Linked DNA regions of Mus musculus: region 1 is linked to region 2. A link is a contact called in ENCODE Hi-C or POLR2A ChIA-PET data. All regions are on one chromosome and are shown on one strand. The core of a region is the stretch at or near the end of the contact, and the rest is flanking DNA. Distances in the headings are between cores, read along the strand shown. Region 1 holds the start of Acot2 (acyl-CoA thioesterase 2). Region 2 holds the start of Riox1 (ribosomal oxygenase 1).

Region 1 (2,921 bases), core at 225-2,724, 37 kb before region 2:
CATTTAAATATTTTGTTGATTTTGCTTACTTAGCCATTTTTGTTGTTGTTATTTTGAGGCAAGACCATCTAATATACCGGTATAACCCAGTAAGGCTCTGTAGCCAACAATGAACGAGAGCTTCTGGTTCTCCCACCTCGACCTGTGGGTGCTGGGATTGCAGTGCTGTGCCTTCTTGCCAGGTTTACCCTGTGCTGGGGATAGCACCCAGTACTACTCCAAGCAAGCACTCTACCAACGGAGCCACACCCTCTAGCCCAAGTGTATGAAGCTTGTCTCAATGTCAGAATACTAATGGCTTCTCCTGAGAGTTCTTTCCCCCATCACTGCCTGAGAGTTCTGTTGATTCTCCTGCCTCCTTTGCTGGAACCTCCATATGCAGCTAAAAACCAAGAAAAATTAAAAATATTGGAAACTTCGTAGAAGAGTGCTTGCCAAGTTTGAGTTCCCACACTGCCACAAGAAAAGACAGAAGACATTCTAAAAGAACATTAGGGGATGTGGGTGTAACACTGCGGACTTTATTATTAGGAGCCTCTCCCCTTGTCTTATGATGCCCTTTTAATTTAGCAGCGGAATTGAAGGACCAGCTTCAGGCAAACAGCATCACTATAACAGGCTTCTTCCGGTCCAGTCCAGTCCAGTCCAGTCCTATCTCCTTCCCACCAAGTCCTAGATCATTTGGAGCTACCCTTTTCTTCACTTCTGAGTTCGAGGCCAGCCTGGTCTAGAGTGAGTTCCAGGACAGCCAGGGCTATACAAGAAACCCTGTCTCAAAAAAAACCAAAAGCAAACAAACAAACAAACACCCACAGGGAACTTTGAGCAAAGGGAAATGTGGAGGGCTGCTCACCTGGGGGCAGGAAGAGCGTGGCGCGCACCCGGCCCTCTCGTACGGGCACGCGCCGCACCCCGGGAGCCAAGAAGTGACGCTCGTGCACCGCCTGCGCCAGCCGCTGCCCGCCATCGGGCTCGTGTCCGTCCAGCACCTCCAGCTCCACCAAGAAGGGCGTCTGCACGTCGCGCTTGATCAGGCGCCAGAGAGGCCGTTCGGGCTCCATGGCCCAGAGCAGCCCCATGGGCTCGAGCCCCGAGAAGCTGCCGCCCAGCGCGGGCGCGCGCGCCAGGTTCAGCTCGCCGCCAGCGTCGGCGCGGTAGCGCGCGTGGGCTCGGAAGAGCGCGCCCTTCTCGTCGCGCAAGGCAGAGCGCAGCGTGACGGGCTGCTCGGGGGCCAGGCCGCGCACGGCGATGCTCAGCGGCTCGTCCCAGCAGCTGCGGCCCTCGGGCTCTACGCTCAGCGTCGCATTTGTCCGCGCCCAAGTGGTCCGGCCACCAGTGCTGAGCGGCGGAGGTACAAACAGCCGCGCCCAGCTCTTCCAATCCTGTTGGCACAACCTGCTTGCTCTCAGGACAGCGAAAGACGAGGCCACCATTTTGCGTCGTTGACTTCAGCCCTCGGTTCCGCAGAGAAAGTTAAGAGATCCTCTAGTGGCCAGCTGCCTGCCTGCAGTCCTTAGACTGAGCTGTGTGCTTGCTGAGCTGGGAGGATCACAGAGCAAAGCAAGCAACAAAAGCAAAAGTAGTAGTGACGCTTTGACTAAGGCGTCTGTGCGTTAAGACTCCGTTATATCCGGAACCTAGCACTGTTTTTCAGGTGCTCTTTACCCCATGAAAAGTGGGCTGGACCAGGGCTCGCTCTTAAAAGCCTCTCACCCAATGAAACCTCCAGTCGCCAAATTCCTAAGGTTGCAGAGTCAAGAATGTGAGATTGCAATTGAGTTTCATCACGTCCTAGAGTAATAGACACTCGTTACTAATCTTAGGACTGTTCTTTCAAAAACGTGCATCATGATATTTTGTTTGTGTGCTGTTTGCGCGTGCTTAGTCTACACATTAATGTCCATGTCCAATGGCCTTAATGTCTCATGGGCTGTGTGACCCTTTACCTACATTCCACACTCGTGTAAAAATAGTCAAATGATGTCATAGTTTACATTGAGCTCGTCTTTTGACCCTCTAGGCAAACACTTTTTCCTACTCATCCCGGATTTTACACATTTCCCAAGTGTTATATAAGCTATTGCTTCCAATCAGTGATTTTTTTTTCTTCCAAGGCCTTAAACCTTACAAGGATTATTGCACATCTTTATTATTACAGAAACCTGAGACTATATAAGTTGTATTTGTCTCTGTTCCTAAGAAGACAACTGTGTTAGATTTTGTTTACTTGACCCAAACTAGAAACACCTTGGAATAGGCAGGGATCCTCACTTGGGGCAATGCCTGTATCATATTGGCCTATGTGTCACTGATGGTTTGTGTGGGAGGACCTAGCCCACTGCGGGAGGTTCCACGCTGGGCAGGTCAGCTAGATTTTATTAGAAAGCTGGGGGTGGGGATGGGGCCTGGAGAATTAGCTCAGAGGTTAAAAGTACAGGCTGTTCTTCCGAAGGACTTGAACTCATTTCCCTCAGCCATAAGGGAGCTCACAGCATTCTGCAAGTTCAACTCTAGGGATCAGAGACATACAAACGGTGTGTGTGTGTGTGTGTGTGTGTGTGTGTGTGTAGGGAAACAAGTCATTGCTCCCCTGTGGTTCACGCCCCCTGCTTGAGTTGCTGTTTGACTTTCCTCAGGAAATGAATGCCAAATACACCTTTTCCTCCGCTAGCTGTTTTTGGTCGGAGTTTTATCACACTTATAGAAAAAGCAGGCTAGGGTATCTACCTTGAAGATCTTGCCCAGGCAAAACTTTTCACCGAGTTTCAAATGACCTCGCACCGCACTGGTCATGGAACTTGGAAATAACTGTTTTTGTATTGCTACTATGGATTCTTCAACCTTATTTTGTGCATCCAGTCCCAGGAACCAAAAAAAGTAAATAATAATAATAGCTTATTTTTAATCCTAATAAGAACCCT
Region 2 (3,219 bases), core at 69-2,568:
ACTCCACGTTCTCCTCTATGGCCGCTTGCACTGCCAGAGGCAGTACAGCCTCCAGGAAGTCACCCCATGTATTGCGCTGGTAGGTGGACAAGGTGAGGTGTAGGGAGTGGACTCCATCCTGACATTCAGCTTGGTGAATGAAGCCCCGAGGAAAATAGAGCAGGTCTCCAGGTTCCAGTACCGTTTGCAGCACAGGCTCACCAAGGTCCTCCTGGCTGAAGTTGGGACTAGATGTCAGGGCCAACTCCTCACTCGGGTCCCGCGGTCGGTAGACGCGCCAGAGTTTCCGACCTTCCAGCTGCAACACGAAAGCCTCGATGTCATCGTAGTGAGGAGCAAAGCCCTGCGAGTCCGGGGGCGTGAGGTAGACGTTGGAGCCCGCCATGCTGCCAAACTGCTCCTGGAGCACGGCCAGAAACTGCCACACGGTGGGCGAGAAGGCTTGCGGGCACAGGAGGCGCAAGGAGCAGCCGGCTCGGTACAAGGACCACGCGGCGGCGGGAAGCGCGCGGCCCGGCGGGTTCAAGGTCTCCCGCCGTCCATCGACGTAGCGCGCGGCGTCCAGATGCTGCCCGAATTGCACGTCCTCGTAGCGCAGCATCGAGTCCAGGTCGGCGGTGGAGAAGAGACCCTCGTAGTAGCTGCGGTCCTGCCGCCGCACCAGCACCGCCTCCCGCTCCCACAGCCGCCGGTAGAAGTGGTCCGGAGGCAGGGGCGCCAGGAGCCACTCGAAGAGGCGGGCGGCGCGCCTCCGGCTGCTGGGGATGCCGTTCAGCTCCGTCAGTACCTGCTGCAGCGGCGAAGCCCGGGGTCGCCCCGGCTCATCCGCGTGCGAGCCCGGCGGCGGCGGAGCGGCCGTCCCCAGGTTCCGGGAGAGCGCAGCCCATCCCTCCACGCGGCTCGGCAGCGTCGCCGAAGCCGACCTCGGGCGCGCTGACACCGGCCGCGGCTCCGCCGACCGCGAGGCCTCCAGCAGCTCTGCCGGCCTCTTCCGCTTGCCCCGAACCGAGGCCACCGCCACTTTCGAGTCCGAGTCCTCGCTCCGGAGCGCGCGAGCTCTCAGCGCGGCCACGCGGGACGCCGCCGCACTTTTCCGGTGCCTTCGGATCTTCCGGGGCCGCAAGGGCAGGGCCAAGACCGACGCGCCGCGGGGCTGCGACTGCGGGTGCCGCCGGCGCCTCCCCCGCCCGCGCTTCAGCAGCGCCGCACCGTTGCCATTCGGTAGCTCGTCCATAGCGGGGCGGCCGGCGGGTCCCACGCTTCCGCGGCCGTGGTGCTTTCTGGGAAGGGGGCGAGTCCTTCGGCATTCCCTGGGTAGGCCAAGCCTACCGTCTTCCTGGGTCCTACAGCTAGCCCGGTTTGTCACCTTTTAAAACCGCGGTAGTATGCACTGGCAAGGCAAAATTCTCTACCAGATAAAGACTCCGTGTAAGAAAAGAAGGCACGAGGCATTTCAAAAGAAAACAACTTCATTCCTCTTTTTTGCTTTTCTGGGACAGAATCTTTCTACAGAAGCCGTAGCTATATAGTCCTAGAACTTATTAGGTGAGCCAAGTTGGCTTTGAACTCACAGAGATTTCTGTCTCTGCCTCGCGATTGCTGGGATTAAAGGTGTGCAGCGCTGAGCCTGGCTTCCTGTTTTAGTCCGCTTTCTCATTTTTGTGGTAGGCATTTTTGTTCCTAGGCAGTTTCCTGGTAGAATGGAATGAAGGCAAAGTTTGATATTCTGTATGAAGCACAGCTCTTACTGGCTCTCTTCACTGCAGAAAACTTCATTGTTAAGCCTCTCCTCTTCTTTTTCCTCTCTCTCCTCAGTTACAAAGCCTTGCCAGGTATGGTGGTTCATGCACGGGGAAGGCTGAGGTTACAGGGTGAGCCGCTTGTAATTAATATTCTTCCTCTGAAAAGGAAGTTAGGGACTTCTCCACTTTGTCAGTGTATTGCTACATAGTCCTTTCTAACCTCAAACTCCTGGGCTTGCCTCTCAATATGACATTGCAATAGGCTGTTTCTCCTCCTCCTCCTCTTCTTCAAGCTTCTGACTTTTTAAAAAGTTTGTGCATGCGTACGTGTATGTCTCAAGGAGGCCAGAGAAATCTCTTAGTACAGTAGTTTGTGGAAATCTCTCTCTGATCCTTGGATAGAGTCGTAAACACTCTTTAACCACTGAACCATCATCTCTAGCCCCCCGCAGACACCGCTTCTGCAAGCATTCTTGTGAGTGTGTGTGTGTGTGTGTGTGTGTGTGTGTGTGTGTGTGTGTGTGTGTGTGTATTTTACATATGTATGTACCACCATGCCTGGCAGAACATAGGTCTTGATTGGGCAGGATGGCAATACTTTCTCAGGGAGTTAGGTAGCTTAAATGAATTGATTGGAACCTGTGATGGTTAACACCGATTGTCAACTTGACAGGTGTTAGTGTTATTTTACATAGTGTGTTGCAGTTTTCCTCTTAACCCAGCTAACTCCCAAAGAATTGAGACTGGACTAGTATATTTACTCAAAAAGCTTTAAGGGCACAACAACTGAGCAGGTTACTCTATTTTAATCCTTTATGCTAATCTAGCACCTTCCCGACAGAATCTTCCTGATACTTGCAGCATTTTAGTACTGATCTGGTTCTCTGGGCTCCCGGACTGCTCTTTGTTTTTTCTTTCTCCTTTTCCTTATCTCTCTTGGAGTCTCTCCTCCCAGCCAATCCCCACTTCCTCTCTCGAACTCTGCAAATGTCCAGCCCTATTCTCTTTCGTGCTCATTCATTGGCTGATCAGTTCTTTACTGACCAATCAGGGAATTATTGTAGAGCAAGTTTTTCACCACATTGAGACATGAGATTCTCAGAATAAGGATTGCAAATATATATGGGGGTACAGAAGTCCACATTTGAATAATTCATGAATAATCTTTACATAGTACACAATAACATTATGACTACAGTCAGGATCTAGAATCACTAAAGAGGCAAGTCTCTGGGCACCTCTGTGAGAGATTGTTTACCTTAGGTTGAAGTAGGAAGACCCGCTGTAAAAGTGAGCAGTACCATCCATCCCATGGGCTGGCGTCCTGGAGTGGGTAAGAGGGGAAAGCAAGCAAGCGATCTGCACAGCGTCTTTATTCTCTGCTCTGAGTGAGGGTGAAGTGTGACTGGCTGCGACCTGCTCCTGCGGCCTCTTCTACCCTACCACGAGGGAACGTAGGTTCGCATAAATCCTCCCT

The links. Hi-C counts contacts between places; a loop is a spot of excess contacts on that map. ChIA-PET counts read pairs that join two places held with the same protein, here RNA polymerase II (POLR2A).
Region 1: POLR2A ChIA-PET joins it to region 2 with 27 read pairs in Patski. The contact joins the promoter of Acot2 here to the promoter of Riox1 in region 2. A Hi-C loop is called at or near these places in 1 of 37 maps with a recorded cell type or tissue (heart). POLR2A ChIA-PET finds 5 or more read pairs at or near these places in 3 of 5 experiments (Patski and embryonic stem cell).

The regions. Positions count from the first base shown.
Region 1 is chr12:83,986,414-83,989,334 of GRCm38, reverse strand. Acot2 (acyl-CoA thioesterase 2) reads right to left here and starts at 1,474. Exons shown (of 3, transcript NM_134188.3): 1 at 854-1,474. The coding sequence starts at 1,433.
Region 2 is chr12:83,948,707-83,951,925 of GRCm38, reverse strand. It overlaps Riox1 (ribosomal oxygenase 1), which reads right to left and starts at 1,318. Exons shown (of 1, transcript NM_023633.3): 1 at 1-1,318. The coding sequence starts at 1,234. The region is part of intron 16 of Heatr4 (HEAT repeat containing 4); the gene reads left to right.